Linked DNA regions of Mus musculus: all the other regions are linked to region 1. A link is a loop called in an ENCODE intact Hi-C map of the cell type or tissue named here. Cell type or tissue: left cerebral cortex. All regions are shown on one strand. Each heading gives the region's core, and the rest is flanking DNA. Links, peaks and the distances in the headings are about the cores only.

Region 1 (5,902 bases), core at 651-4,650:
ATAAGTTCATTATTTGGTGTTTAAAATATATATGTAGGTTCATTGAACACTGGTGGACCAAACAAACAAACAAACAAACAAACTATGGCCACTTAACCTTCTAAACTATATTTTACACCTTAATTTTATAAAATTTTAAATACAATTAAATGAGTACTAACAATCTATATGCTTTATAGAATATATATCTGTATGTGTTCATAAATATGCGTTTTAGACATGATATGCTCTTATGACTTTCTTGATTGATTATGACACCTCTAGATTTACTCAACTTTTCCAGAAGAGAGACAGAACTGTAATACGGAGCTAGATATCACTGAAAAAGTAAACTAGTAGCAGTAAATGTCAAAATTCCCCCTTCATATGGCATCTCTAATTATAAACTGACACTAGCAAAGCATTGGCAGCATCATATTGCCAGCATCCGCAGGCTCTTACAGCTGCGGTCAAATCTCCAGCATCTCTCCTACATTTGCCTTTCGTTCATGACATTTGATCAGTCAACAGTACGGAGCCCTTGTGTTCTCCTGGGCCACCCTGCAGTTCAAAACTCCAGCCTGTTTCAGGTTGCTCTGAAAGCGGGTAGGGAGCACAGTGCAGCTTTCCGAATGAGAGCTGCACATATCAATCACAGCAGCGGCTGCTTGGGTACCAGCCTTGGCAGAGGTGAAGCTGGGGTGCTCGCCGGGAAGAGAAAAGCTGTCTGGGATGAAAATGGAGGCGAAACAATTTAGGCAGCTGGGGGAGGATTCTGAAGACGGGAAAGATTGGATTTCCAGGGCTTCGATAATGAAGACAGAGATGGTTTAAATTTATGGGAAGCAGACAGGAGAACTCAGCTTCAGGTCAGTTTAAAAAAAAAAAAAAAAAAAAACGGCATCTGGGGAGCTCTTCTACAGAGAAAATCACACAGGCTGAATCACGCTGGGGGAGTGAGCAGGGGAAAAGCTTGGCACTAGGGGCCTCATTTAAAGAGTAATAAAAAGCAGTAAAGACAACTCGCTCTAGCACAGCCTCAATTAAAGCCTGCATGGGTATGTGCCTGGCAACCTCAGCAGAAACCAGTAAGCAGCCCTACCCTTCCAGTGAGTTCTGTCCCCCGTGTCATCCATCTCTGAACCTCCCACATGAAATCCTCCTCCACAGTGGCCTCTGCCAAATGAATACCGTGACATCTCTGAGGAGCTTGTCAGAGATGCAGAATCACTGTTTCGACTCAGACGTACTGAAGTGGCACTGGTTTCCCAAGACACGTGTACGACTCTAGGGCACATTAAAGTTTGAGAAGTATCGCTTTACAATATACACAGTGCTCCTTTTGAGAGAGAGAGACAGAGACAGACAGACAGACAGAGAGAGAGGAAGAGAGAGAGACAGAGAGAGAGGAATTACCTTAGCATTTCACAGCAATGGCATATAGATTAGGAGTACCTGTCATGTTTTATCCTCTCTGCAAATATCCATTTAGCATAGTAAGCAATTAATTCACAGGCCTTGGGACCGAAGGAGGTTTTGGACTGTACTCTGTACTGTGTGAACTGCTAACCTCATAGAGTTATATAAACATTGTCCCAGTCCCGAAGGACATCACGGGCATCTTAGGAAATGGTTAATTTTTAAAAAGATAGCTTCGATGTCAAAAACATGTACTTGGCACTGAGGTAGCATGAGGAATGAGTGGTGGATGTATGTAAGAAGGTTGAGCAGGGTTTCCTGAGCTGGGGAGGTTTCTGTGCAGCCGATTTCCTTGCACTTAAAAAGGAAACTTTTTCTATTGTGTTGAACATGGGGCCTTGTGAGTAGACTAAAATATAACATAGCAGGAAAGCTTTAACTAAACCCCAAGGGCAAGAAATGGGTTGACCTGTCCAGATAATTTAAAGTAGATCCAGATGGCTGGGTTTAGGTTTTGAGGGCAGTGGACTGGGGTCTGGTGGTCGGAGATAAGGAGGAAGAACTTTGCAGGAGCGAGGCGCAGAGGGTTTGTAGACCAAGGACTTCAGGATGATTCCTATGGAGCAATAAAAGGAAGTTGGGACGAGTTTTAAGTAGGGCAATAACCAGATCCTGTCTGCATTTTAGAAACACCACACTGGAGGATGTTTGGGGAACGGTGATTAGCCAATTTGGCTGAAGTCTCAAGCACATGGAAGGAAGCAATGGTGTCTAGAAATGCAGCTTTGGATACAGATCACAGAGGATGCTGGCTGTCATGTTGCATGCTTAGTAGGCAGTGGGGAGCAAGAGGAAGCGTTTGACTGAGAAGAGACCGAAGGCAGGTGGCCAGTTAGAAGGTTACTGCAATCATTTAGGCAAGGGGGTAATAGAACCTGATGACTCCAAGAATAGAAATTAAGGGCTATATTCGAGGAGCAGGTGCATAATTATAAGCACAGTTTCATTACTCATTTCAGGGTGGCGCAATTTTATACACAAATCAGATCTTTATAAATGCTTCTATTTTCACATCCTAATATAGCCCCACTTTGGCACAAATCACACCGGGGAAGACACTCCTAAGGTCCGTGGGTCACCAAGGAAAAAAATCTTCCTGCTGCCCTAACTGTAGGTCCCTCTCTCAATGGTAGATGGACACTCAAAACTCAAATAGGAACCTCATGATAGAGCTGGCCTTTAGTCCCCTCTTTTGGTTGCTTTCCCACCTTAATTATTTGTCTAGGGAAGCATGCTATCATTATTGTTTGTCTTCATTAACCTCCAAGATAGCAACCTCCCCTTTCTCACCCTTACCCACTTCTACCCTCATGCATTGCCTTTATTAGAAATACCGACTTCTTGGTGGCATAGGGACATTGAAGCCCTGCTTCTATTTCTCATTATGATGGGTATCACTACCACTGAGTCACACCTACCTCAACTGATGCCAGGCTAGCTGTTATGTGATTTGAAGCTATGAAACTCCATTTCAGGTGACATTTCCAGAATTTCTTTAGAAAGCTTTTCCAAGTGTTTCAGTTATACATTGCAGAATATTTATAATTCTGGGTCAAGCATCATGCTTGGCTTGACTTCCAAAATACAGAACTCAAAAAAAGGTGGTTATTTTCTCCTCTAAAGGAAAAAAAATGTATCTTGATAAAATAGGAAGTAGCTCTGTATTATGTGTTTCCTGTACATCAATTTGCACCATGTGATCATTTGCCTTCTGGTATTGTCTGACTGTATTCTTTCTAATTCAAGATTCAAAAGGCCTAGGGAGTAAAGGGAAGCAACCATGCTGCAATCTTCACATTTAGGGAAACCTATTGTTATCCAAGCTTTTTATTTTTGTTAAGGTACTCACTCATAATAGAAGCTGCCCACACAATACCTACATGGAAGTCATATCTGATCAATAGTGTTTATCTCTCCAGCACTTTTGAATGGAACAGAACAAGGACTGAGGAATGTATGTGTACATCTATGTAAAATACATAAGAAACAAATTCAGATTTTCATATCCAGAAAATATGTACTACCAAAATATTATACCTTAGGAAAAAAAGCATGAACTCTCAATATCCATATATTTGCCTCAGATGGACTTTACTGTTGGAATAAAGATAATAGTATTGTTGATTTATGAAATAACTACCTATTTTTTACCTCTATAAGAAATTGAAGTCGGCTTATTTTTTTTTAACTTTTTATTGGTTCTTTGTGAATTTCACATTATGTACCCCAATCCCACTCATCACCCCCTGCCCTCATACCTGCCCTCTACCCTTGCCCCCACACAGAGGAAAAAAAAATCTCATTGTAGAAACTTTAGTGTGTCACAGTGTATCCTACAGTATACCCCTTTTATTCACACTTTGCTTACAAATAATTATTGCAATGACTCATCAGTCTGGTACAAGGCCTCTAGCTTCTGCTACACTATCAATACTGGATCCTCATTGGGGCTCCTCTCAGCTATCCTGTTGCTGCCCTGTGTCTTGGAGATCCTTCAGCTTTGGTTGTGTAGGACCATGCCCTTTATGTACTCCAGCAGTCCATCCAAGGGTTAGATGTTGGGATGGGCCAATTCAAAGCCCTGGATCTGGGCCTAAGAGGTATCTGAACTGGTCAGCCTGACAGCTCTCCTGCTCTCATGCCCTTGAGGTCAGCTCACCAGCACCTTCCACAATCAGGGCCAGCTTTACTCTGCTGCCCAGTGAGGCACAGGGCCCACAGTTCTGAGTGCTGCAGCCAATGAGACACAAGACCAGAACACTCTCTTGATATCCGGGCTAGCTCTCCTATCTGTCATAGGTGGCAAGGGACAAGAGAAGCAAAGAGAGCATCTCTCCCTTGTCCATACCACCACTCAGCAGACAAGGTCTATAAGGAAGGTCAGCTCTCTTGTGCTCATACCCTCAGGGCCAGCTCACCTACAACCTCAGTGTCCAGAGCCAGCTCTACTATACTGCTTGGGTGAGATATAGGACCTCCTCTACTGAGTGCTGCAGCAGGTGACAGGCAGTACAAGCTCTCCTGCCTGCTGTACATGGCAAGAGGTGAGGGTGGGAGAGCATTTCTCCCTTGCAAATGCTTCCACATGGCAGACAAGTCATGGGCTCAGCTCTTCCATGCTCATGCCCTTGGGGCAGGTTCACCTCCATCCCCTGCCATCAGGGTCAGCACTACTGTGCTGGCCAGGTGCGATGTAGGGCCTGCTCACCCAAGTGCTGCAGCAGGTGAGAGGCAGGGCCAGCTCTCCAGCTATCATGACCCTGTTGGGGCCAGCTCCCCTGCCTGCTGCAGGTGGTGAGGGCAAAAGAGAGGGGTGGAGATCTCTCCCTCCCTGATGCCATCACACAGAATGGCTGGCCACACCCTCAGGGCCAGCTTACCTGCAATGAGCATATTTTGTGGGCATCATAAGGTACAATCCTTTTTCACTTCATGTGTAGAATGATTATGAAATTATCCCATAAGGGTGGTTATTCTTGCAAATTTGGAGATGAAATGAAGTTTATCAATATACTATCTTTTTATGAGAGATCATCCTTTCCTTACTGTTAACTCCTTCATAGTCTCATAACCGAGAGAACACTACTATAAGAATATCTCAAAGACTCCTATTCTCCCACTTCATATTATGAGATGTTTCCATACAGTTTTATTGAGTCATCAAAATAGTTTTATAATTTTATTGCTTGTAAGTCAATACTGTTAGACCTACTTAATGCATATATATGTATACATATACATATATAAATATATATATGAATTTCAATTATTTTTTCTTTTTGCTTCTGTAGTTTTTCTTCTTCCTGGTTTTGATAAATAGCTTCTTAAAGTTATTACTTGTGGTAGCTCTTCAAGATTAGAGAAACAAACAAAACAAAACACAATCCTGGCAGACTGCTCCATAAAACTAATGTCACGTAGAAGGAATCAGCTTGTGTGGTTACACCAGTTCTGCTCCTCATGGTGAGGCTCCTATGCAAAGGTCTGGACTTTCACCTTCAGAACCTTGCTTTGACCCTGACCCTTGCTCCTGGCAGTTAACCTGGATCTGGTTCTCATTTTGATGGATATTTTCATTTCCACTGCTACCCAGAAAATGATTCTTCACATCAATCTCCAAGTCTTTAGGCCCAGTCCCGCATGACTTGATTTCTGTTTTAGGTACTTTGAAATGTTAACCTGTTTGTAAAGCTTAGCCATCTCTATAGTGTCTGGTCTTGCTCTTTATCTCAGACTGTAGTATGTAAAATGGAGTCACCTTGTATCTTCATCTTAGTCTCTAAAACTAACTGAAAAAAAATTTATTACCTTGCCCCAAATTGCAAACCTAATCAATAGTGTAAGCTGGGCTCCAGTTCAAGACGTCATATTTGGTTTTGAAAATCAAACTTTATTTCATTTTTAAGAGAGCTATTTTCAATGGAACATTGCCCAATGGAGGTAA
Region 2 (5,902 bases), core at 849-4,848, 250 kb before region 1:
GTTAAGGTTCTTCAAAAGTTGTCCCCCAAGCGCTCACATACAGTTCCTTGGAAAGGCCAGTCATTGAGCACCTGTCCCACTTAGGTTACTTGATGGTCACTGCCAGACGAGTAACCAGGGTTACCCTCCAGACAACTGCAAAGTGAGCCTAATGGAGACCAAGGAAGTTCATCTCTTCTCCAGTACCTTTCTTTTTGCCCTGATATCGAACAATTGAGAATAAGAAAGGGGGAGTCTCTTGGAAGAAAATTGGATTGTGTGTGTGTGTAAGGGATGGATATAAAGCTAGAGGTTTAAAATGAATTAGAACTGAATTTTCAGTATTTTACCCAACGAGAACATTATTGGATAAATCTAAGTTCACACTAAGAAGTACCAAAGAGAATCAACTGAACTCGATTGAAGGCAGCGTCTGGGAAACGTAACACTAAAATCTCATGGACTGCTTGGTAATCTGGTTCCTCCTGTAACGCAAAACCTACCTTAAAGAGGCAAGGATGAAAGGGATTTTGGTGGGGTGACAGACGAGCTGGGTAGAATGGAAAGGAGAAGGTTCTCTGGAAAGGGGTTTGTGTGTGAATGTGCAGGGGTGTGTGTGTGTGTGTGTGTGTGTGTGTGTGTGTGTGTGTGCATGTTCAGGGGTGTGTGTGCATCTGGAGGGCAGCATCCATACAAGTTGCTTATTCTTCAAGTACTCAGCATTAATTCTGACAGATGCTATGCAAACAGCAAAGAACAAATCTCTTAGAATCCCTCCCTCATGGTAATTGTAAGTCTAAAAAAAATATATATATGTGCCCAGATGACCAAGAAATTATGGAGACTCTATATGCCTGAAGGGAGGAAGCCTACATAGCCCAATGAAGTTGCGAAATGAACTTGACACATCTTTAATGGTATGCAGAGTGGTTACTGTGCTGCACAAAAACTTCTTCCAAAGAAGGTGTCCCATCTGTTCCTTTATTTCTGCTTCTACTGTTACTACCCGGCTTAGCTTCTCATTGCCACTTATACAAATGAATGCAAAATCCTTCCGCTTTCCCCCTGCCCCCCACCTTTGGCTCAGTTTATTCTCAGTAATACCTTAGCAAGACTCAGAAATCTACCCCTGGGACAGATCATACAGTGATTCTGTTATTAGAAAAGGCTAAAGGTCCTAGTTCACCATCCAAAGCCAATCGAAACTAACCCAGTCTCTCACTACCCTGCTATACAACCTAGTGATGTGACTGAGCACACGCACGTGTCAACAGTCATTGAGTTACTAGCTACTCCCAAAACGTGAATTACACGAGGCACTGTTGATACTTGTGACAGATACAATTTTCTGTGCCTGCAATGTGCTTGGGTTATTTCTAGACTTATTTTTCAAGGACTGAAATCTTCATGAATTATAAAACATTATTTAAAGTAAAAATTTTAGGCCATCTCAGGTCTTACAGCTAGCATCAACGTAAGTAAAACAACACATTTATAACCTTCAGCTGAGAACATGGCTCTTAGCAGCGTTTCTCATGGTTCTTAGCTAGTGAGGAGATTTCACTCCTTTGCCCAAGTAGATTTCTGAGCTTAGGAACGAGTCATTATAACTCCTTAGAGCAACACGACCTATTGATTGTGTTTCCAAGATGGCTTTTAACTCAGTCTGTCTTCCAAAAGTGCACTTTGGAATCTGATAGACCCAGAAATGTTACTAATGTTTTGGGTCCATCTTTGGCAAGTTACAGAGCTGTTTGAGACTCACATCCCTCTTTTCTAAAATAAGTCCAGTAATATTGACACCCCTCCCAAGTATTGTGATATTTTGTGAAATAGTGTGTAAGTTGCCTAACATGACGATTTGGATCCCTAGCCATCTGATGACTCTTAAGCCCTCTTCCTGCTCCATTGCTTTAAATGGAACCCACCTACAGTTTGAAATTGCATATGTTTTTGCCCTTGGCTGCTTAGCTTTTCACTTCAAATTACAATTCTCTTGTCTTCTTTCCTCCCTTTTTCCCTTCTACTAACATCTTTGCTTCTCTCCCTTTGAGCTCACAGCTCTGTTTTTAGACATTTGTGTGACAAGGTAACCCAAGGATACAGAATTATTCTTCCAAGTTCTTTCCTCTCCTCCTGTATTGGAATTATGCTTCTGCACCCTATGCCAGGGGAACCACATTGAGTCTCGCTGTGGTTGGAGGTACTTTCCAGTTCCATTGATGCTGGCCTATGGTATGGGTGGTTAGCAGTCTCTCCACTCCTGTTTCACCCATTCTTTTGCGTTCTTCCTACCCTGTAGGTATACACGTCTATTCTTACATTAATTATTACTGTAAGACACATGCCTGCTGAGTACTTTTATAACTGCTGGTGCTAGGAGATAAATAAAGACTTACAAGTTAAATTCAACCCAAAGGTTGGAATTAAAATTGGAGCCCAGGAAGGTCTAATCAGTGTGAGGGAACTAGAGCTGACCTATAGATTCACGAGTTAGAAAAATAAGACATGGGCTGGTGAGATGGCTCAGCAGGTAAGAACAATGACTGCTCTTCCTGAGTTCAGATCCCAGCAACCACATGGTGGCTCACAACCACCCGTAATGAGATCTGATGCCCTCTTCTGGTGTGTCTGAAGACAGCTACAGTGTACTAATTTATAATAATAAATAAATCTTTGGGCCTGCAAAGGTCCAAAATACCCAACAACCACAAGAAGGCTCACAACCATCTGTACAGCTACAGCATACTCATATACATAAAAATAAAATAAATAACTCTTAAAAAAAAGAAAAGCAAGACATTTTTGTTATATTGTTGTCAACTACTGAATTTTTGATATATGGGGGAGGAGGGACTGCATAGAGTTACTGCTTATTTGAAAGCCTTTGGTGTTTATAAATTGCACCTGTGGAATCTAACTCCTACTCTTAAATTCATGAGTCTATTGGCAATTGGTTGGGGCAGGACTGAGGAAGATGAAGGAAGCTGACTAAGGCAGCAGCAGTATCCTTCTTAGCTTATTGCGCATCATCTTAACCCAGGCACGAGTTAAGTCGGTCTCTATTGCGCATGCTGATTGCACGAGGTTGTCTGTGGGGGGCACAGTCCTCTGCGTAGCTAGCACCTCTGTACTTCTGTGTCCCCTGGTTTCTTTAGCAGGAACTCCATTTCTTCCTGCTCTCCCAAGACTTCTCTAATCCCGCCTCCCTTTCAAGGGAGCACCAATGGCATATTAACTTCACCGGATTCCCTGCCTCTGGTGAAGAAATAAGGTCTTAGGAACTTTTGCGGTCTCTAAGGCCTCCATCGGAACTCCTCACACATGGCAGGCACTTGCTAATTGGATGATTGGATTATTTAAGCCACACATGGAAGACAAATGACGAGAACAAAGGACTATCTCATTTATTGTCGTTGGTACGCATTTGTGGGGGTCTTACATTTTGTATTCTGTGCCATAAGAATTAAGGGTTTCTCTTCATGATCTAACACTGGTAACATTTTAAACTTTCATGTATCAAGACCCAATTCTAGATAGTAGGCTGTACTATAAAATGCTATTTTAATTAATTCTATCTTCTTGATTCTGCTGCGGGACCCTGGGCAAGCCACACTGCCCTCTCTAGCTTTAGTGTTGTATCTACAGAGTCAAGGGGTTGGACCAATGACTTCAAAGCTCTGTTTTACAGAAGCTCCCAAAATTTATGATTCCATGACTTGTAAATTACTTCTAAGTTAGTGTCTGATATACTTACCCAGTTTAAAAACAAAACTCCAAAACAAATAAGCCCAATTACAAAACGACACAAAGGAGAGTAAAACCGAGGAGAAACGCTGACTACAGGTCAGACAGCACCCATGTTTCTTTGCTGGCTCTTTGGCAACCCCTTCAGGTAGTAGCGTAACTGCTGCTCAAATTAGCGATGGTTAAGCGCTTTTTTCTAGCAGGAACATCTGGTGAGACCCAGTTAGGAAGCAACAGCCCCAGGGTCTGCCAGGCCAGCAGTACTGTGGAGCATGCGCATGAGTCGGGCACAGTCTGATGCGAGAAGCAGAGTCGTGGGCGGACAGCAGGCATTCCTAACTCTGGTTCACAGCAAGGCAGGATTTGACTCGCTGAATTCCAAAATTTGGGGAAAACCTTAGCTGGGACCAAAAATGGAAATAGCAGCCAAACTTTAGTCTTCACTAAATTCAGATATGCTAAAGCATTTACCACACACCTTCCTGGTTGCTGCGTTCTGCCTGCATGTCCTTCGAAAGTTGCTTGGAATATGTCTAGCCTCAGATTGTACTGTACCCATCAGAGAGACAGGTTGAGCATAGGGACAAAAGGGCTCTGTGGACTCCTGACCTTCCGGGGTTCAGCTCTGAAACATTCTTGGCTCTAAGGTTGCCTGCTCCACTTCAGCCAGCAACTCACATTTTAAATGTTTTGTGTAGGTATGAAAAGGAAGAAATGCCTTACTGACTTTGAAAAGAAATGTTTAAAACCAGTGAAGCAGATGACTTAAGGGTTTAAATGGCCTCTATAGCCCTTTTTTCCTTTTCAATCTCTCTTTGTTTGAAATTCTCAGGTCTGGTACCTATTAATGTATTTATATATATTTGCAGTAACATGAGCGATACAAGCATATCCTTGAACACGGTCAGGCATTCAGGGAAATGATATGAGTGGAATTTAGCACAGTTCTTTCCTCATAGGGCCATTTAAACAATTGTAGTCACGTTATGACAAGTAAAGGCTGAAGTCAGGTATGAGTGAGATTGCACAGGATGACCTTGTATCTAGTCTCTCTTCTTATCTGCTTCTCAGGAGCTTGGTCAGCATAGACAAGGGACAGAGGAGAAGATGGAAGGTAATAAAAACTGATAACAAACTACGAATAGTGGTGGGCTATCTGCAATCTCAGGAACTGGGAGATAGAGGCAGGAGGATCAAGGCTGGCCTCAGCACATAGTACATTAGAGGTCAGAATGGTCTACATGGAACACTATCTCAAAAAACAACACCAACCCCAGAATGCTCCCCTAAGCAACAACAACAACAACCCCCAGAAAAATCAACTAACCAACTAATAACAGACAAAGGGAAATGAAGGATGGTATATATCATATTTGTGGTTAAAGGAATATAAAAGCAGTTTGCAGCAAGTTACTAAAATGGAACTATGATACTAGCATGGAAAATAGATCAAGGGATAAGGAACATCCTAACACCAATAATGGATCAGGTAGATGCTGCTGTCAGGAAGTGTCACACAATTAGAGACAGATGTTCCTCTATCTAAAGGGTGGGCTTACGATTGCTCAATTAGACCACAAGACACATCAGCTTTTGGGGGCTGATATTATGAGATAGGTTTATACCTAACAGGAGCCTAATGAAAATTTGTCACGTAACCCTCTTTGCTCTGGAGGTTTTAGTCCTTTTTAAAATCTTTCCATGTTCTGGAATGTCAATGCCCACAGGATAGTGCTGACCACATGGGAAAAACAGTGCATCGGAGTCCTCACTGTGTTGGAATCTCATGGCAGCCTGCTGACTTGTGAGTCTCCTTGAGTTGGGTTGGAGGGACTCTCTGAGGTACTGAACTTCCCACAAGCACTATGGTGATGCTAACACTGCCAGTCCCTGGGTCACCTAGAGTAGACATGATTTAGAGGATGGCAGAGGGACAGAGCGAAGGTCTTGATTCCTTCTAGAATTGCAGAATAAAGAGCCAATTTATAAACCCAGACTGTTCATTTCAGAACTGTTATGTGCTAGAGACCAATGTTGTGTTCTCCAAACTGTTGTATTTTGAAGCTCTTTGTTTTTGGTAGCATAGCTTTTATTTGCATATAAGTATAAGTGGAAATAAGGTAGTCATAGGAACATTCATACGGAATTAGTACCTGCATTTGGCAGCATGCTGCAC
Region 3 (5,902 bases), core at 1,277-5,276, 130 kb before region 1:
TCATCCCCATCCAAATGATGGATGGACTGTGTTCTCACTCCAGACCTTGGTCCAGAAACTTAACAACTGTACTAAAATCGAGGCATGATTTCAGTGTAGCTCTTTTAGAATTAGTTTTCACTTTTTAAACAAGGCAACTAGAATTCTGATTATTTTCTGCCATCTTTTAATTAGCTTCTCATTAATTAGGTGAGGGGGGGGTTCTTTTCTGTATACTTCATATACTTCCTCAGCATGCACTGATTTTGTTTTTTCAACAAATACTTACAAAGTACTTCTTGTACCAAGCATTTGGCTAAGACATGGGAAGAGACATTTGAACACCCCTGCTCTTGGGCAATTTCGAGCCTCAGGAGAACATCAGTTTATCCCTGAGGAAAGAGGCTCTTGAGAGCAGAGGGATTAAAACCAGAAACGCGACTTATTATTGTGACCAAAAAGAGAAGAGAAACATCTTAAGACAAAACATGGGTCTGCACCAATAGGTGTTGTTTAGTAAGATGAAATAGTCAAGGTAGAGAGATGCTTTGTCAGAGGCAAGAGCTGTATTTGTTAATTTGGAAAACAGCACTTGGAGACTGGGAGAGAATGGAGAGCTTCTGACAAGGGCTGAAAAGAAAGGAGCTGATTGGCTCCTTAAAAATGTAATAAATATTGGTTAAATGCTGAAGTGACAGACAGAAGACTTTTCTGTCCCACAGAACGTGTCCTTCCAGTAATTTAAGCCATACAAAACAGAAGGGAGCACCTACTGTGTGTCCAGACTCATCTATGGGCTATAGTCTGAATGTGCTCCCCAAATGTATTTGCGGCAACACAGTTTCCAGTGTAACACTGTTGGGAGGTCAGGTCATGGCTCTGCCAGGCTGACTGGGTTGACTTTGCTATTAAAAATGCTTGCAGGGGTGGGTTCACTCTCTTCTGCCATGGGGGAAAAAAACATGTAAGCTTTCTGCCACGTGAAGACATCGGCCGAGGGTCTCCTCAGATACTGGAGGTCAGCACTTCAATTGGGCTTCCCTGTTTCCAGAACTGCGAGAGAATAAATTGCTGTTCTTTATAAATTACTCAGAGTTCAGGTGCCTTGCTGTGGCAGCATAAACCATCCTGGGATAAAGCTGTGTCTCACCATGTGAGACAAGTCACAGACGTATGCTGAACACTTACTATGGTCAGGCTCCGTTCTAGTTCTGCCACACCTATAGGCTCCTTTTGTTTACACAGCTACCTTACGTGTTAGACCTACTTCTATCATGGTCTTTCTGGGGAAGGAAATAAGACACAGAATCATTATAAATAGTCTGATTTCATCTATTTAGCCTTGAACCTTAGGGACCTGGTTGAAGGGTTTAGCGATCACTCATCTCCTCGGCACTGGAAGGTGGGCAGGGACACCTATCTTTTTGCAGAAGTGGACCCTCGCCTGCATGCATGCCAGCTTGTTTATTTTTCTTGTTCCCATCACGTTTAATCGATTCCTGGCCTCTGTATCAAGCAATGAAAACAAAAGCAGGTTGGAGAAGGGTCCTATCCCTTGGGTATTTCTGTTTGATGCTAACAAAGGGCTTCGCTGTTTCTCTAAGATTGAAGCTGCTCTATGGGCTTAACCTGGGTACTCGGAAGGTTTGCCATGCATGGCTGCTTACACTGCGGGGTCGAGAGAGATGGCTGCCTCCGTGGGACCTGGGAGAACGTGGAGGTTGGGAGCTCAGGCCTCTGAGCCAGAGGTACTTGGATTTCAATCTTGGCTCTTCTCCACTATTTCAGTATTTGCTGTTGCTATTTTTGACAGCGCCATAGAAAAAGTACCATTCCACTTGGACAAATCCCTGTGGGTAGGCTGTTTTTTGATACCATGAAATGGGGCACGTCGCCGATCTATCTTGTAATATCTGAAGTTGAGATGAAATAACGTGTGTGAGAAAGCACCGTGATACAGAAAGACGATTTCAATGCAGGGGATAAATTATCCTTACGGCCAAGAGAATATACACTTGGGTTTCATTTAGTCCCCCAAACAAATAGATTGGTCTGGAGCCATCAGGTCCTTTCTTCGCCTAGTTCTTCTCTTTGTTTCCAGCAGACAAAAATGCATGGGGTGAGCTGGCAGGCCAAATAACAGAGGAAAGCTAATTGTATGGTGAATTGATCGCAAGGGCTGAATGTGTGATACTATGCCTTTGTCTTATTGAACGGAGAGCCAAGTCTCCGGCACCAATCAGACTAGCCTTTGGTATCCGACTGAAGGCGTGGCTACGAGAAACGGGATGGGACTGGGAGTGTCTAGAAAAAGATGATGTATTTTTAATCTCCTAGTTTTGTCATTTAGCAAAAAAGGGATCAATAGTTTTATCACCTTTCAAATAAAGCCTGGCAATTTTTTTTTAGAGTCTGGTAAAAGAGCACACTGAACTTTTATGAAGGCCGTGACTGCATGTGGGAGAGAGCCAGCACATTGGGTTAGCAGGCAATGACCTCTGTGCATGCCAGATTTCCTGTTTCGTATTACACAATGCGGGCATGGGAGCTAGGAATGAGCAGTGCTCACCCCTGTACGATGGCGTAGGAACGAGCCCGACACTTTTATTTTTATCTGGAAAACAGCACTCTCTGGTTTTTCAGATCCTAAATGTCCTCCAGGCTGAGATGTATAAACTACATACTTAATACTGCTTCTGGAGAAATATTAGCAGTGAATGAACATGGGGGAAAGAGATGGACTTAAGGATAGCGCTCCTTCTAATGATGAAAGGACAGGCTGGGACAGAAACAAGAAGCGGGGGTCAGAGACCAGAGGAGGAGAGGGATTAGTTACTCCAGGAACTCTGAAATGCTGTGGGTCAACAGAACTCAGGATCCCGAAGCCAAGATGTTAATCGGAGAAAGCTCCGAGCTCAGACATTGACGTTTAAATGCTAACGGGAGTCAGGAGCTATGATTTAATTTTCCCTTAGGCCTCACATTTTATTTGAACTAAAAACTTCATAGGATGCTTAAGAAATACCAGCCTTTACTAAACAGATCTGACAACTTATGCACTGGGGTATGGTCTAAAATAGGAAATGGAATTTAAGCCTAAAATGCTAAAATCTTCTGGCAGACAACAAAATTATTCATATAGGCTGTACCTGACTGGGAGAGAGAGAAAAAAAAAAGCCCAGTAATTCAGTTGATTTCATTTTGTTTTCTCATCTTTTAAGGGATCTTCTAAAGTCTACTCATGAAGAGAAGAAGGTGCTTAGAACATTAGTGTGCCCAGGCCTCCTGTGTGGGAACCCTTGAATTAAAAAGCCAAGGGGTAAAGGAATGGGTTCTGGCCTTAAGGCTCTTCTAGGATGGTAGGAATATAACTATCATACAGAGTGGAGAATGCAGTAATGGAAAGGTGTAGGGGTTATTTATGAAGTGTAGGAATGAAGAAACGGTCTTAGTTTGGTTTGAATGGAGACTTTCCAGAGGCTTCCATTTGATCTGTAACTGGAGGGCTCAGTAGGCATTTGTGAGGCCAATAGAGGGATGCTAGGTGCTCACACAGAGGGACCTGCATGAGTTGGTATGTTTCAATAACTAAGAGACCCATGTTGCTGGAATTCAAAGGCTTTGCATGCAAGCATGAGGAGGCATATTTAGGTACCCAACTGGCAGGGCAGGCAGACAGGACACAATCCCGAGACCTGTGTGTTGAGACAAATGCAGCTATTTTACTTCCTGGTAACAAATATATGATCAAACTTCTGCCACACAAATATCACTTAGAGCAGTGGTTCTCAATCTTCCTGATGCTACCTTTAAGACAGTTCCTCATGTTGTGGTGACCATAAAACTATTTCACTGGTACTTCATAATTGTAAGTTTTCTACTGATATGAGCTACAATGTAGATATCTGATATGCAAGATATTCAAGATATGATCCCTTTGAGGGTCGTGACGCACAGGTTGAGAACCGCTGACTCAGAGGATGGGAGTGACCAAATAATACAGAGAAGAAACCAGGAATAGGTAGGCAGAGGAAACCTACTGAGTTCTCCTCCATGAAGAACTTATAGATGACCTAACTCAACACTGGAAAGTCTCTAAAGCAGAGAGGATTCCATACATCCTCAGTCACTTAAAAGCTTCCACAGTGTCTGCATCTGCTGTGAAAGGTACCCAGTCTGTCGTGCCCCCACTCCCTGCAGAAGTGAAGCTGAAGGTCGATTTTTTCCCATAGAGAATATTTTGTCTAATATCAGTTCAAACCTAGACAATAGTCACAGCAAATGGACATTCGCTGAATGTTGGAAGGATAATACTAAAATCTGAGATGTCCAGGTATCCTATGCATGAATTGCAAAGTGAAGAAAAAGAGTTAAGTATACAAGTTTATAGAATACGATTGTGAAGGAAATTCAAGAAGTTGATAAATATGGAAAGCACTTAGCATATAGTAGACACTAGATATTAATAAAAATCATAATAAATATAGTCTATCATAACAATAGTCACATGCAGTTATAGTACTTAACTATAATCAATATAATCTATAATGCATATTTTCATATTAATAATCACTTTCTGAATTATAAACAAATTCAAATATGTATCTTTCTGAGATAACTGGAAATCTGAATTTTGGAGGGACCTGTCACTGAATGTGTAGGTTCATATTAGAACCTGTTTTGAAGTAAATGTACGTAAGGGTGTCTTGTTTAGTTGCTTGATAAAGGCAGTTGATAGGTCTGTGTCTTCTATTGAGAAAAGACTCAAAATTCTCTGTCATCTCAATGTTAATGCTGATTTGGATTTCCTACTGAATCCTTGAAAACCAGTTGTAAATGGTTGGTTGTATTTCTTCCTATCGATCTTCAGATATCTTTGGGTACAGAAGAAGAGTTGAGACCATTGTAGCCTCAAATCTATGTGGTGTTCTACCATTTCAACAACCTCATACATAGAAATTTTAACTTTTTCATGTTGAGCAATGGTTGAAAATTATAATATAGAACCCCAAATAACAAAAGTCTAGAGCTGGCTTAGAAGTGTTGAATGAACACACCAAAGCGTTCTTATTCCATAACATAAACATATAATTAAGTAATTTAAAATAAACATTGGGTCTCATAGTGACTCAAAGTCATGGTAGTTTTTTTTCTTCTTTTTTTTTTTTTAAAGAGCTTTCTTTCTGTTTTTCTTAAAACTCGGTGCCATATCTGGGGCCCTGTCATCAACAGTTGTAGGCACTACCCGTCCTTTTCCTGACTGTGGTATCAAATTTCTTGGGGGACTTATTCCCTTCACTTGCTCTCATCTCTGGCCCTTGGGAAGAGGTTTTTGAACATCATTTTCAGAGGTGGACCTAGAGCTCAAAAGTGGTGAAGACGTGGCTTATAAAGGTGGCCCCATGGATGCTTGCTCTCTGTACATCTCCCTCTCCCTTGCTTGTGAGCCTCAGAACACCTCGGTCTTATGAAGATGTTATTTTCATCATTAGACCACAAAACGTTGACTTCTGGCACTCTAGAAGATCTCCCCTCTTGCTGGCTTGATTTTAAAAAGGTGGGGTGATGAGCCACATACTAAGGGACTCCGGAAACTTCCACCCAACAGCCCCTGGGAAATGTGGTCCTCAGTTGAACTGCTTAAAAGGAATTCGGTTCTGCCAACAAGCATTCAAGCGAGCTTGCAAATGGCTCTTTCCCCTGTGGAGCCTTCAGATGAGCTCCCAGTGACTGCCAACACATTTGATTAAAACATTTTGTTTGGAGGAGATAGTCTGAAGAAGGAACCTAGTTAAGCAATGCCTAGATTTCTGGACCCTGGAAATTAAAATATGTGTTATATTACAATGTTAATTTTGTGATACACCATTTTAAAAAGCAATGTATGACATATATCTGGCCATTTTTCTAGGTGTTTGACACA
Region 4 (5,902 bases), core at 757-4,756, 140 kb before region 1:
GCTCATATGATAGACCACATTTATGCATTTTTAAAAACCTTGTAGGCATACACATTTTTTGGTAGGAGTAGAAGTTTAACCATCTTAATAACCCTCAAAGCTGTAATAATTCAGTCAACTTTGGAGAAAAGCAATCTGGCAAAAGGAATGTCAAAGCTCTGACTAGCCCTCAGAGGCTTATGAAGGTGCTGCAGGTGCCAGCCTCAGCATTTTATCTCAGAGGAACGATTAAGGACACCTACGAGTCATTTGTGTGCTACATGCTTGTGACATGTAGGTCTCCCTAAATTTAGGGATCAGTGATAATGTGCGATGGGACCTTAAAAGCAAGGGAAGGTGAGGAGAACCGTGATGTAGCTTGAAGGAGCTTAACAAGGGGAGCTGATGAGTGTCTGGGGAGGTCTAGGAATGATTAGAAAACTACATTGTCGTTTGCATGCCTCCCATCCTCCTTCTCACCTATATGCACACTGAGAAGTTTGCACACGCCCGGTTTAGACTGCACACAGACCAGGACTCGAAAGTACACCGATGCATTTGGTACACCAGCCCCTTTCTATACATACCCTGACAGCTAATTGACCCAAGTGTTTGTTTTTCACCTAAAGTAACAAACAATAAATACTTCATGGCTCTTCTGTCAGCATGTGCTTTCGCTAAGCTAAGCGACCGGCTGAAGCAGCTAGCTCAGGAAGGGTCATCCACAGGATTTAAACAGCCTATTGAATGATTAGCAGGGAAAATGATCTTCAGACCATCGACATAGCAGACTCTCTAATTAATCACAAATACTGATATTCACGCGGAAATAACATGTCTCCGGAATCCAGATTTAGCTGGAGCGTGGTATAAATCTAATTGTATGCTAAGATCGCAAATGTATAGGAAAGAAAAAAAAATCATACAATGAATGACAGGGAGACTAGAAATGTTAATCTTCGTTCAGAGCCCATAAATAGAGCTCTCACCAGTTCATACAACACACAGGTCTAATGGATGCATATAGATGCCATTTTCTAGTCAGTGTCTGTATGCACACAACAAGTTCTGTCCTAAAGGCATCCCGTTTTTCTGATGCAGTTACATATCTAAAGCTGATCCGTTTCCGTGCAAACCAGGCTGCCTCTGAGCCATGTAAAGACACATAAGAAGCAAAGACAGACAAAAGGCAGCTCCGTGGACACAGAGAGCATCTTACCATAAACTGTACACTGTCAAATCCATTAGCCATCAGGTGGTTCTCGTACTGAGGTAGCCCAATGCTTTCCAGCCATTGTCCCACTGTTTGGACAGGGCATCTGGGTCCTGTAAGAGGGTGAAGAGGGAAGCGCTTTAGCAGGGAGTAGCCGTCCACGGGGTAATAGCGGTAGTCCGGGGCTGAGGGGTGGCATTGCCACATCATGCTCCTGGGGAAGTTGTTATCAAAGGAGCCCGCCAGCTTGACAGATTAACGTTCTCAGCGAGAGAGCAAAGTCAGAAGGAAACCATAGTTTGCCAGGCAGGCTGTGGAGTAGGACTTGATCCTAGCTGCACATTTCTTTACATATTAATCTTTACTACCGACCAGTGCGTCATACAGCCCCCCAGAACCAGGCAGGAGAAGAAGGCATATCAAGCTGTCAGCCTAGGCTGCTCTGCGTTCTATGTGACTGCTAGAGTACTCCACAATGAGCAACACACGGCCAGCAGCCAGAATTCTTTTTATCAAGTACTCCTACACTCATCAGTATGCAGCTCCACGCTCCTTGCTCCCCCTCGCTCGCTCGCTCCCCTTCATTACCCAGCCCAGGCTACACCTCGCATTTTCAATAATAGCCATCAGATAAGGCAGATTTTTTTTTTTTTTGTCTGCAAGCTGTAAGCCCGCTGCTGCTGCTGCTCCCTCCTACACACCCATCCAAGCGTCAATCTTGAATGATGAGAGCAGTCAAAACAAATGCAGAAAATAGCAAGACTCAAGCAAACCAAAGCGCCTCAATCGGAATCGAAGAAGCTTCATCCAGGTTATACACGTTACCGAGCTATTTGTTGTGGGATTTTTTTCTTTCTTTCTTTCTTTTTTTTTACGTTTCAAAAGACACCAGGAAACGTGAAGCTTGAACTACAGCTCCTAAGGAGGCTCGCCACAGGTCCCCTTTCCCCTTCCCTTCTTCGCCTTTTTCCCTTTAAAAATGTACCAGAGGGAACCGTTTCTGATTGAAAGCTTCACAGTGTAATTATTCTTTTTTCTTTACCGTGCAGTCTCAAAGTGAACCTCTCTGGGGATTTTTTTTTCTTTTTCTTTTTCTTTTTCTTTTTAATTTTTGAATTACTGCAACATATAGAAACTGCATCATAAACTGCAAGCCAAGACAATTCATTCCTCATTTGTCCTAAACAACAACATTATTAGGCACAAGAAAAGCCATTCCCACTCTGGTATTTATAACTCTATCTACTAAGCGCCCTATTCTAAAATATCTATAAAGGTAACATTAGCTGGATAGCTAAGTTTGTTTTTTTTTTTTTTTAATAAAGAAGAAGAGCCCTAACCAAAAATAATTCAAGAATAACAGATGTAAGTGTGTGAGTTTTTACTGAATGGCAGACAGACTGAGTAATTTATTTAATAATGGAGAGAAACCACAGAATAATAATAGAATCTGCAGAACTACCTCATCAGAGGAGAGACTCAATACTTGAAGAGAACTATCAGAAAGGCTAGGCTAGCCCTTAGTCCTAGGAAGAACCCTTGCCCTGTGTTCCAGGAAGACTACCATCTTCTGCTTGAATGCCGCCTGTGATGGGGCTCTCACCACCGAGCCAAGCCTCTGTTCATTAGAAAGATAGTTTACTTCCTACCTAACTCCCACTCGCTGGCTCCAGCTTTGCCTTGGGAGTCACACAGATTGGGAACAGAGTCTTTTCCACATCAAGTACTTTAAAAATTAAACAGAACGCTCACACTACCCACCCGACTCTGCCCTGAACACGCAGTATGTGCCCAGTGAATATTGATTGGGTACACAAAACCTTCACTGGTCCTCAAGTCTCGTCTTGGTTTCTTTTCTCATTTTAGGGCCATTGCCAATCTCCTCAGCATATAAATATGTACTCTCAAAACAGCATGCATGTTTCTTCTATTGCTGACACCAATCCCTGGGTTCTAATCCCTCTCCCTCTCTGCTGTCCTATGTTTATGGACCTGCTGTCTCCTTTGGATTTTTTGCTTTCTTTGTTTCCTGGCACCTGGTCCAATATAACAATGGCCATTGAATTGTTTTTAAGTCCCTGCTGTATTTTTAATCACTAAAAACTCCTCTTCCCCTCCACCCCCCACACCCTGTGTGTGTGTGTGTGTGTGTGTGTGTGTGTGTGTGTGTGTGTGTGTATGAAGGTCAGGGGACAACCTGCATGAGTCTGATCTCTGCTTTCATCATGTAGGTCCCAGGGATTAAACCTAATTAGGTGTGACAGCAAGTGCCTTCATCCCCTGAGCCCTTTCTTGCCCTCCGATCCATGGTATTATTATTTTTTTTAAATCTAATTTATAAACAGTGCCAGAATAATCTAAGACACAGCACTGATAACTCAGCCTTATTTCGAAACACTGCCGTAGTTTCCTGATGGATTAAAAGAACTCTGGACTCTTCGTGGTGTTTGGGGTTTTCATCTGGCTCTACCTGCTCTTCACAGTTCTCAACCAGGGGCAATTATTTGCTGGTCTCCGAAGGAAGGCTGAAATGTACTTGGGTAGGTTTTCTTACTACCCTACAACTCTGTCATTTCCTTTATGAAACCTCTTCTATCCCTCAATAGGATGACAAATCTCTCTCTTTTCTCTAGTGGCACATTTAGACCTTCTATAATAACAAATATTTCTTAACCCACATGATTATTACTTGTGTCTAAGACTTGCTTCTTGAAAGCAGGGTGTATGCCTTTCTAATACTGTATGTACATCATATGCGTTCAGTTTGCATTTGATAATCAACATGATGTACCCTCACAGTCTGAACTACAGAAAGCACTCTCATTTTCAGATTTAAATCATTTTGTTATAGTCAGTAGGTAAGTTTTTTTTTTTTAACTGCACTCCAAGTATCTGATTTCTTTATAAAAAGGAAGTATTGTGGCCCACAGGAGAAGAGGCAGGAAGAATATAAGAGCCAGAGGTAGTGGTTACCCATAGCAAGACTGTTTCCCTGATATGACAGGATCTGGGTGAGCTCTCAGTGGCTGTGACTAGGTGCATAAGACCTGTGTAAGATCAAGCCCACCCAAATCCCAGCATGGATCCAGGAAGGTCTATGAAGCCCTGCCACCTGCTAAGGGCTTTTTGGTAACTGATGCCTACTGGGCAGGAGGAGTCAGTTATCTTTAAGGATGGAGCGACCCATGCCCCAGCAGATAGTCTTATACTTGTGCATGTTAAACAGACTTTAAAAAGTGGGTTTAACCAAAGACTTGCACATGAACTTGGGAAGGCAGAATGGTAGGGGAAATGGGGGAGGGGACCAGAGGGGAGGAAAAGGTGGGTGGATTTTATTCAAAGGCAGCATAAGCATGCATACAACCCTCAAACAAAAGAAGACATTTTAGTTTTTAAATAGAATTTTCAGGTTGGGATTTTTGCTCAGCATCTTTACCCTCTCAATTGAGCAAGCGTGTCTGGGTGAGTTACATTGTACTTGATTATAATTTATCTCTTGTTGCCTCTTGATCTTTTTAGAATGTTGAAAAAGTTATAGATATGCATGGATCAACTGTAGGAGATTGCAATTCTGTCACATGACCTGCAGGTGAAGACGAAACTAAGATATATATGACTTGTGAATGATCAGATCGGAGGCTGTTACCAGGTGAAGTCAAATGTAAGTCTCACATATAGTGTCTCTTCATGGACATGTCATGAGAAGGTAAACAAGCTCTGTAAACACTGAGCAAACATAAGGATATAGTTTCGTTTGGCAAGGCTTAAGATGATCGGCTCACTCTTTAAATCCAGTAACCAAGCACCTAGCAAAAGCAGCATTTGATTCTTAGGTATTAAGTCATGCTCATTAAGTGAATGAATGAATGAATGAATGAATGACTCTGGAAATAGGTTTTGGTTTTTTAATAAATAAAAAGGGAAAATCATATGAAGGCTTAGACTGTTGTATAAAGACAGCTCAGGGAGATTACTGGTAGTCGCCCACTTTAAAAATCTTTATATAGAAATTCCTGAATTCTGTTATTTTAATTTTTAATTCCTTGATTTCTGTTTAATACTTCTCATGTGTTAGCAAAATGTAGGTGTGTGTGTGTGTGGGGGGTGAATTAGGAGATGGCAAGACAGGAAAAGGAGGGAGAGGAGGGACAGGGATCCTGAGTCATGCTGGGTTCTGATTTTGTTTAAGTGTTTTCTCATGAGTCAAACTTCTAAAGGATCCTGATTTAGGCCTGAAGATCACATTTTTATAGTATCTAAATATATTCTTCATTTTACTTAAAATACTTTCCTGGAGTCTTGAAATTCTTTCAGCACATTACTGACCAGGCACCTTTATTCAGCCAGGACCTCTGTAATTTCTCAAAGTGAGATTCAAACAGGGAGAAGAGGGAGTGAGCTCAGGGCCACGTGTCCCAACTTGTCAATTATCATCATTGATGATAAAGAAACTGAGATTCAAGCTATGTGATGGGACCAGGGGCTTTCCGATGGCACAGTCTTCTGAAGACAGAATCCTAGGGGCTCCATTCTCAGAAACAAGTATAATTGCTCAATACTAGGGTAATAAAACAAACAAACAAACAAACAAACAAACAATTTCCAATTAACCTCCCCCCCGAAACCATTAGAAGGTTCTACAAACTATTCTAAGACTGCACAACAGATGAAGAAATGCTTATTTAAAACTCTTCTAAATAGTGTGATCAG
Region 5 (5,902 bases), core at 1,290-5,289, 260 kb before region 1:
AAGATATTCAGGGATATATGCCATCAGGGATGTATGCCTTTTGACTTTTCTCCTCAGAACGTAACCAGCCCTCTCCATCTGTAAAGCGAGCAGCACAACAGAGCCCATCTCCCAGGGACAAGGAGCCCTGAACTATGAGGCTGATGGAGAAGCCCTGGGAACTGTGTCTCCCCCACAAACATCCCTAGGTCAGTTAGAAATTATTGCTTGGTACTTTCAATGTGTTATTCTGGGAGCAGGAGCAAGTAACAGAATGGAACACACACATCCTGACCCTGATGGAGTCACCAATGGTTTAGCAGTAATGATTACCTTCAACTGTCAAAAAGCAAAGCAAAGCACACCAAACCAAACCAAACGAAACCACAGTAAACCATACCACACCATACCAAACCAAACCAAACCACACCAAATCACACTACACCACACCAAACCAAACCACACCATACCAAACCAAACCAAACCACACCACACTACAACCACTCCATACCAATCAAACCAAACCACACCAAATCACAGTACACCATACCACACCAAACCAAACCACACCAAGCCAAATTGCACCAAACCAAACCATACTGAATCACACCGCACTATACCACTCCATACCAATCAAAACCACAGCACACCAAACCAAATCACACCAAACCAAGCCAAACCACACCAAATCACACCACACTACACCAACCCATACCAAGCCAAACTACATCAAACCAAACAAAGTCAAACCACACAGAATCACGCCACGCCACACCACAAACCAAACCAAACCAAACCAAACCAAACCAAACCAAACCAAACCACAGTAAGCAAAATGAAACCAAACCAAACCAAGGCAGACGGGGTTCAAATTCTAGCAGTCTGACTCTAGAGCCCAGCTTCCTCAATGGGTCCAGAATGGTTCTGGAGATGCTAAGGGTTTATGCATAGTCTGAATACAGATTTCAGGAAGAAAGCCAAACGCTCACTCACTCTTGGCAGCATTCTGCTCAGAGGTGAAAAGGCTGCTTGGGGACTTGCCCTATGTGGTGGTGTCACCACACTGACATTGCAGGTGGAGGAGAAGGAAGAGTCTAGGGACAAATTCTAGAGGAGAAGCTCGTCAGCGAAGAGAGACAGGCAGAAATGAGGTGTTTCTCTTAGTGCTCTAATCGGTGTGTTCCCTGGAACATGCCCAGAAGATTCAGTTAGCTCCTAGAACCCAGTTCCACCGAGAACCCGCTGGCTGCACCTCCACTTTGCGCAGAGTCTGCATCACATAGTTGAATGAGCACAGAATTGATTCTCCACGAGAGGAGACGTCAGGATTTCATCTTCTAAAGTAGGCTAGTCTGATGGCCAATGGACCTAATAAATAAACTCTCAGCATCTCACAGGTCTGGTGACTCCACTATCGTGCAGCCCGTTTATCATCCAAGTCACTGTACATTGATTTTGACATTCTTGATCCCAAACATTTAAGAGTCTGATAAAGTTTTCTGTCTGGACCTTTTACTTCTTATGTCTCATGTTCTTAAAGATGATTTTCATTAAAAAAAAAAACAACAACAAAAAACCTGAGTCAGAGGGGCTGGAGACATGGCTCAATGGCTAAGAGCACTGGCTGCTCTTCCAGAGGCTGAGTTCAATTTCTAGCAACCACATGGTGGCTCACAACCATCTATAGGGGGATCTGATGTCCTCTTCAGGCAGGCCTATATGTATATGTATATGTATATGTATATGTATATGTATATGTATATGTATATGTATATGTATATGTATATGTATATACACACACACATATATATGCAGCAGAGCACTCATACATTAAGTAAAATTTAATAAATAAATAAACAAATAAAACAGATTTAAAATTAAAAATAAAAATCCCGAGTCAGAGCTTACAAAGAATGATCTGACTACCCATAATTCCAAATGCCATTCTCCTTTGTTTGCTCATCAGAGCTGTTGTGGTAGACTGATTGGCCCGTATTCTCCATCCATCCCTGTGCCTATGTAAATTTACAGCTTGTTCTGTGAAGAGACAGGTCAGATCCTCTCCTCCCATGTTGATTTGGGTATTCAAAATAGTTCCTGTCGGCCATTTGTTAGGAGATGAGCTATAAGTAGAGGTTCAGCACAGAGCATGCCCAGGGCTGGAGAGATGGCTCAGTGATTAAGAGTGCATACTGCTCTTGTAGAAAACTTGTTGGGTACACCTGCCTCTGAGGCCTCTGGTCCTCATGCACCTGCATTCCTATGCACATATGCCCACATATATACACATACACATATACAATTACACATACACACAATACAACAAAACACCTTCAAGACATCTCAGTGCACACCTGTTTTTTGTTGTTTCTCTTCTATTGTAAGGATGCATGCTAGAGGACTGGGCAGAGAAATAAATCCTGGTCATGTCAGCTGTGATCATCCAAGACCCCGACTTTTCTACCCCAGTAGATCAGAGCCAGCTACAAGTGTGTGTGTGTGTGTGTGTGTGTGTGCGCGCGCACGCGCGTGTGTGGTCGGATGAAATTGGGAGAAATTTCCAGCCTAGTCTGGCTCATAAACCAAACAACTGCCAGCTGTTTTAGGGTGTGTATTTTTGCACGTTTTGTGCATGCGGCAGAATGGCAATCACTCACAATGCTTCTGTCAATCTTGGGAACGTGGAAACTGGATGGTTGCTTAGTCTTCTTTAAAGGAGAGAACCTGAGTGCAAAGCGCTGTGATCATATGTTCCTGGGTTATTTCTTCAAACCCGTGAGCGGTATCATCAGGGGCATAGAGAAGGTTATTAACTCAGATTTCAGGGTCTTGGAAATGGAGGGTTCAGGGTTAAGTGACTTGCCCAAGGAAGGCTTGTGGAGGAGCTAGGATCTAAAGCCTTGAAGAATTCTTTGTGAAACTGTGATTTTTTTTTAAAGCACGGTTACTAATCATTTTCCTTCCTTATTCTATTTTAAGGCATCTATAAACAGGTAAACAGAAGTGTGCTGGTGAGTAATATATGCATATTTAAAGGAGCCCTGTCACTCAGATTAATCTAATCTGTGGACTGCACTGTTTCCATTTTGGTAAAAACAATTTTAATCATGTGGTATTTGAAATTTGTGTTCGAATGTCTACAAAAAAATAAGAGTCTAATGAGTGACAAAGAGTCAGGAATAGGGAATGGTATAAAACTGACACAGAATAAACTTCAGTTCTACTCGAAAAACCACCACCACCACCACCAAACAAAAACAACAAAAAAAAAAGAATTTGGTTTTTCATTTAGTACCCTGTCCTGTACTTTAGGTACATTGCCACCAGGTGGCGGTAGAGCGTCAGACAAAAGTCTGTACAGTAAAACTGCTTCCAATTCTGAGGTTCAAGCTAACAAGCTCTTTGCCTGAGATCAAAAAGCATTTGAGACCACACTTTGCAGTTTAACATAATACATTCTTTAAAAACCAAAATAGCTTAAAATTAAACTCCTGGCAATCCTTACACATCTTTAAAACAGATATGAATTCTAAGCCACAGAATCACCGAGCTCATTACTATTCGTTCAAGGTTTCCACTGATTTCCATAATGGCGAATAGGAACCTTGTACCCTACCTTGATGGCTGTGTTGACCTTCCCCGTTTTCTCTGGCACATTACTTACTGCCCGTCTCTGGCAGGATAGCATGCATTATAGGTTTCAAAATTCTTAATAGTTTTTCTGGCTTTCTTTGTCCTTTAAGCATAATATCGGATTGTCTCTTAAAATAGAAACGGAACGATTTCTCCAGTGGATCAACATGCAAGAGTGGTTATTTGCATTTATACGCATTTGCATGTATGGAGGACGGCTCCTTTTTATTTTCTATACTCTATAGGGTATTTCATTAGGTATGTCTCTCAAATCTCACGGGAGCACGAGCAGTTTGTCATAATTTACCAGCGACACAGCCGAATTTCTTTAGTAACAAGTTCCGTCCTAAATGTCTTGAAAAAGGAAAAAGTCTCTTCAAGAAACAAACAAAAAATTATCTGTTGTATTAGAAATGTGAGAAAACCAGCAAAACAACAACAACAACAACAACAACAACAACAACAACAACACAAACCTCACTGGCTTCACTACAATGCTCTTTATTATATGATGCAAAAGTACAGTCTCAGAGAATAGGGACTACTGAGCTGCTTTGGAAAGTAGAGGTTCCCACCATTATGGGTCATTACATTTAAAATTTGGGGCAAATTCCAGACAGGTTTAGATTTGTTAGGTTCATGGCTCAGGGCTGAACGAAGAATCCAAGGCCTCTGGGTAAAGCCGCTATTCTGCCCTCCGTTTCAAGAACAAAGATCTGGGTGCCACCAGGTCGCTGCTGAGGGTCAAATGTCGGTGCACACATAGCTGCAGGTAAAAGCTCTAGCAGTTTTGTACCTAAAAATCAACATCGAAGAAAAGGGGGTTGGGTGGGAGACCCTCAGAGACTGGAGTTGCGGATAGGAAAGGACAGAGAGACCTCATTCTTGCAGACTGGCGTTTATACGTCAGATGGGGTAACCTGTGCTCCCCCAGCCCCCACGCACCGCCCCGTGAGCTGTGGGTGGAAGAAGCGAACACTGCTAGCTATGAAGATGTGTCCCAAGGGACCGGTTTCCAGCCAACTCTGGGAAAGTGATCTGGGGAAGTCACCGAGAAAAGGCAAAAGAAAAATAAAACCGGAGAGAAGAGAATGGGATGGGTAATAGCAAGCTGTCATTTGAGCCTCCCAGGAAGCCTAGCAACCAGCAGGCCAGATATTATTGTCCTCTATTTATACACCAGAAACCAAGTCCCAGAGAGGGAAGTGACTTAAGACCACATACTGAGTGGTGGATATAGGCTTCAAAGCAAAGTGACCCGATTCCAAAATAAAGATGAAAGAAAAGAGGGCACATTTGAAACCTGGCTGCACGGTGTGTCTTTCTCTTTATAAACAGTAAGTAAAATTTCCATCGGACAGAAGCTTAGCCTCCGAGGGGTCAAACTGAAGCCACGTTAGCCACCATCAAAAGCTTCCGTGGAATGTCTAATATTACCTTGTTCCTTTGAATACTGACTATAATTTACCGTCCTTTTGATACATGGGGTTTCGATTGTGAAAACCGACTCTATTTACTGACTTCTAATTTAGGCATGCCCTCAATGCTAGAGGCAGCCAATGGTGTTTTTATCATCATCATCATCACCATCACCATCACCATCATCATGATGCCCACCATGGCCTCTGTGCCTGATATAGACATAGCTGGAAATGGCTATATTACAGAGTTGCTGACTCAGCTACTTCTCCCTAAGTATGCCAGCTTCTCGCCATGCTTACCTTTTTTTTTTTTTTTTTTTTTTTTTTTTTTGATCATGCTATGCTCCTGGTTAAAATCCTTTGAATGGTTCCCCACTGGTGACAGAGGCTATACATTGAAATCACTTGGGATGCTTTCAAGCACTTCACGCCCAGGTGCCTCATGTGAGTGAGCCCCTGCCGCAGCTGTTTGGATGTGGGGTCCACGCTTAGGGGATCTGGAGGAGCATGGAATCCAAGTTTTGCTCAAGGTGGAATCCCAGCGCGCGCGTGTGTGTGTGTGTGTGTGTGTGTGTGTGGTGGTGTCGGGGAATCACGCTGACTTTCCTCCCTGAAACAAGCAACCATAAATCTGCAGGAAGCTCTGGCTTTCATGCTATGAGAGACAAGAGAACAAGGACCGCGAGGCCCAGGGCAGTGGAACCAAATCAAGGGCACGCGCACACTCATCTGCAGGAAAGAGGGCCTCAGAAGCAGCTGGGAAAGCCGCTAGAGAGGCCAGCATGGTGAGAATTTGCTGGGCAGTGGGGAGAGACTGCTAAGCAGCTCTTGCTTGTGAAAAACCTTCCAGAGGGCAGACAATGAAGCGC

The links. Peaks named below come from ENCODE experiments on the same cell type or tissue, not always from the same donor. Only the 100,000 strongest peaks of a DNase experiment are listed, where the experiment ranks them.
Region 2: a loop joins it to region 1, with 2.6 times the contacts of the local background. A loop is called at or near these places in 5 of 42 quality-filtered maps.
Region 3: a loop joins it to region 1, with 2.2 times the contacts of the local background. A loop is called at or near these places in 5 of 42 quality-filtered maps.
Region 4: it touches region 1 in a loop (4-fold over the local background); 6 of 42 quality-filtered maps call a loop at or near these places.
Region 5: it touches region 1 in a loop (3-fold over the local background); 4 of 42 quality-filtered maps call a loop at or near these places.

What each region holds. Positions count from the first base shown.
Region 1 is chr10:90,427,393-90,433,294 of GRCm38, reverse strand. The region is part of intron 12 of Anks1b (ankyrin repeat and sterile alpha motif domain containing 1B); the gene reads right to left. Among named protein-coding and RNA genes, the nearest start is that of Anks1b, 560 kb to the right of the region's middle. In left cerebral cortex, for the core only: no CTCF peak of the experiment used is centred there; DNase peaks (open chromatin) are centred at 710, 1,074, 2,097 and 3,008; H3K4me3 peaks cover 235 bases; H3K27ac peaks cover 1,914 bases.
Region 2 is chr10:90,672,688-90,678,589 of GRCm38, reverse strand. All of the region lies in intron 16 of Anks1b (ankyrin repeat and sterile alpha motif domain containing 1B), which reads right to left. Among named protein-coding and RNA genes, the nearest start is that of Apaf1, 410 kb to the left of the region's middle. In left cerebral cortex, for the core only: a CTCF peak has its summit at 2,599 (motif pointing left); DNase peaks (open chromatin) are centred at 968, 2,002 and 4,048; H3K27ac peaks cover 3,588 bases.
Region 3 is chr10:90,559,669-90,565,570 of GRCm38, reverse strand. The region is part of intron 14 of Anks1b (ankyrin repeat and sterile alpha motif domain containing 1B); the gene reads right to left. Among named protein-coding and RNA genes, the nearest start is that of Apaf1, 520 kb to the left of the region's middle. In left cerebral cortex, for the core only: no CTCF peak of the experiment used is centred there; DNase peaks (open chromatin) are centred at 1,970, 2,206, 2,571 and 2,884; H3K27ac peaks cover 1,043 bases.
Region 4 is chr10:90,572,492-90,578,393 of GRCm38, reverse strand. Anks1b (ankyrin repeat and sterile alpha motif domain containing 1B) reads right to left here. Exons shown (of 27, transcript NM_001359241.1): 15 at 1,199-1,305. Among named protein-coding and RNA genes, the nearest start is that of Apaf1, 510 kb to the left of the region's middle. In left cerebral cortex, for the core only: no CTCF peak of the experiment used is centred there; DNase peaks (open chromatin) are centred at 1,169, 1,712 and 2,871; H3K4me3 peaks cover 1,768 bases; H3K27ac peaks cover 2,218 bases.
Region 5 is chr10:90,687,750-90,693,651 of GRCm38, reverse strand. All of the region lies in intron 17 of Anks1b (ankyrin repeat and sterile alpha motif domain containing 1B), which reads right to left. Among named protein-coding and RNA genes, the nearest start is that of Apaf1, 390 kb to the left of the region's middle. In left cerebral cortex, for the core only: a CTCF peak has its summit at 3,310 (motif pointing right); DNase peaks (open chromatin) are centred at 3,326 and 4,590; H3K4me3 peaks cover 596 bases; H3K27ac peaks cover 2,140 bases.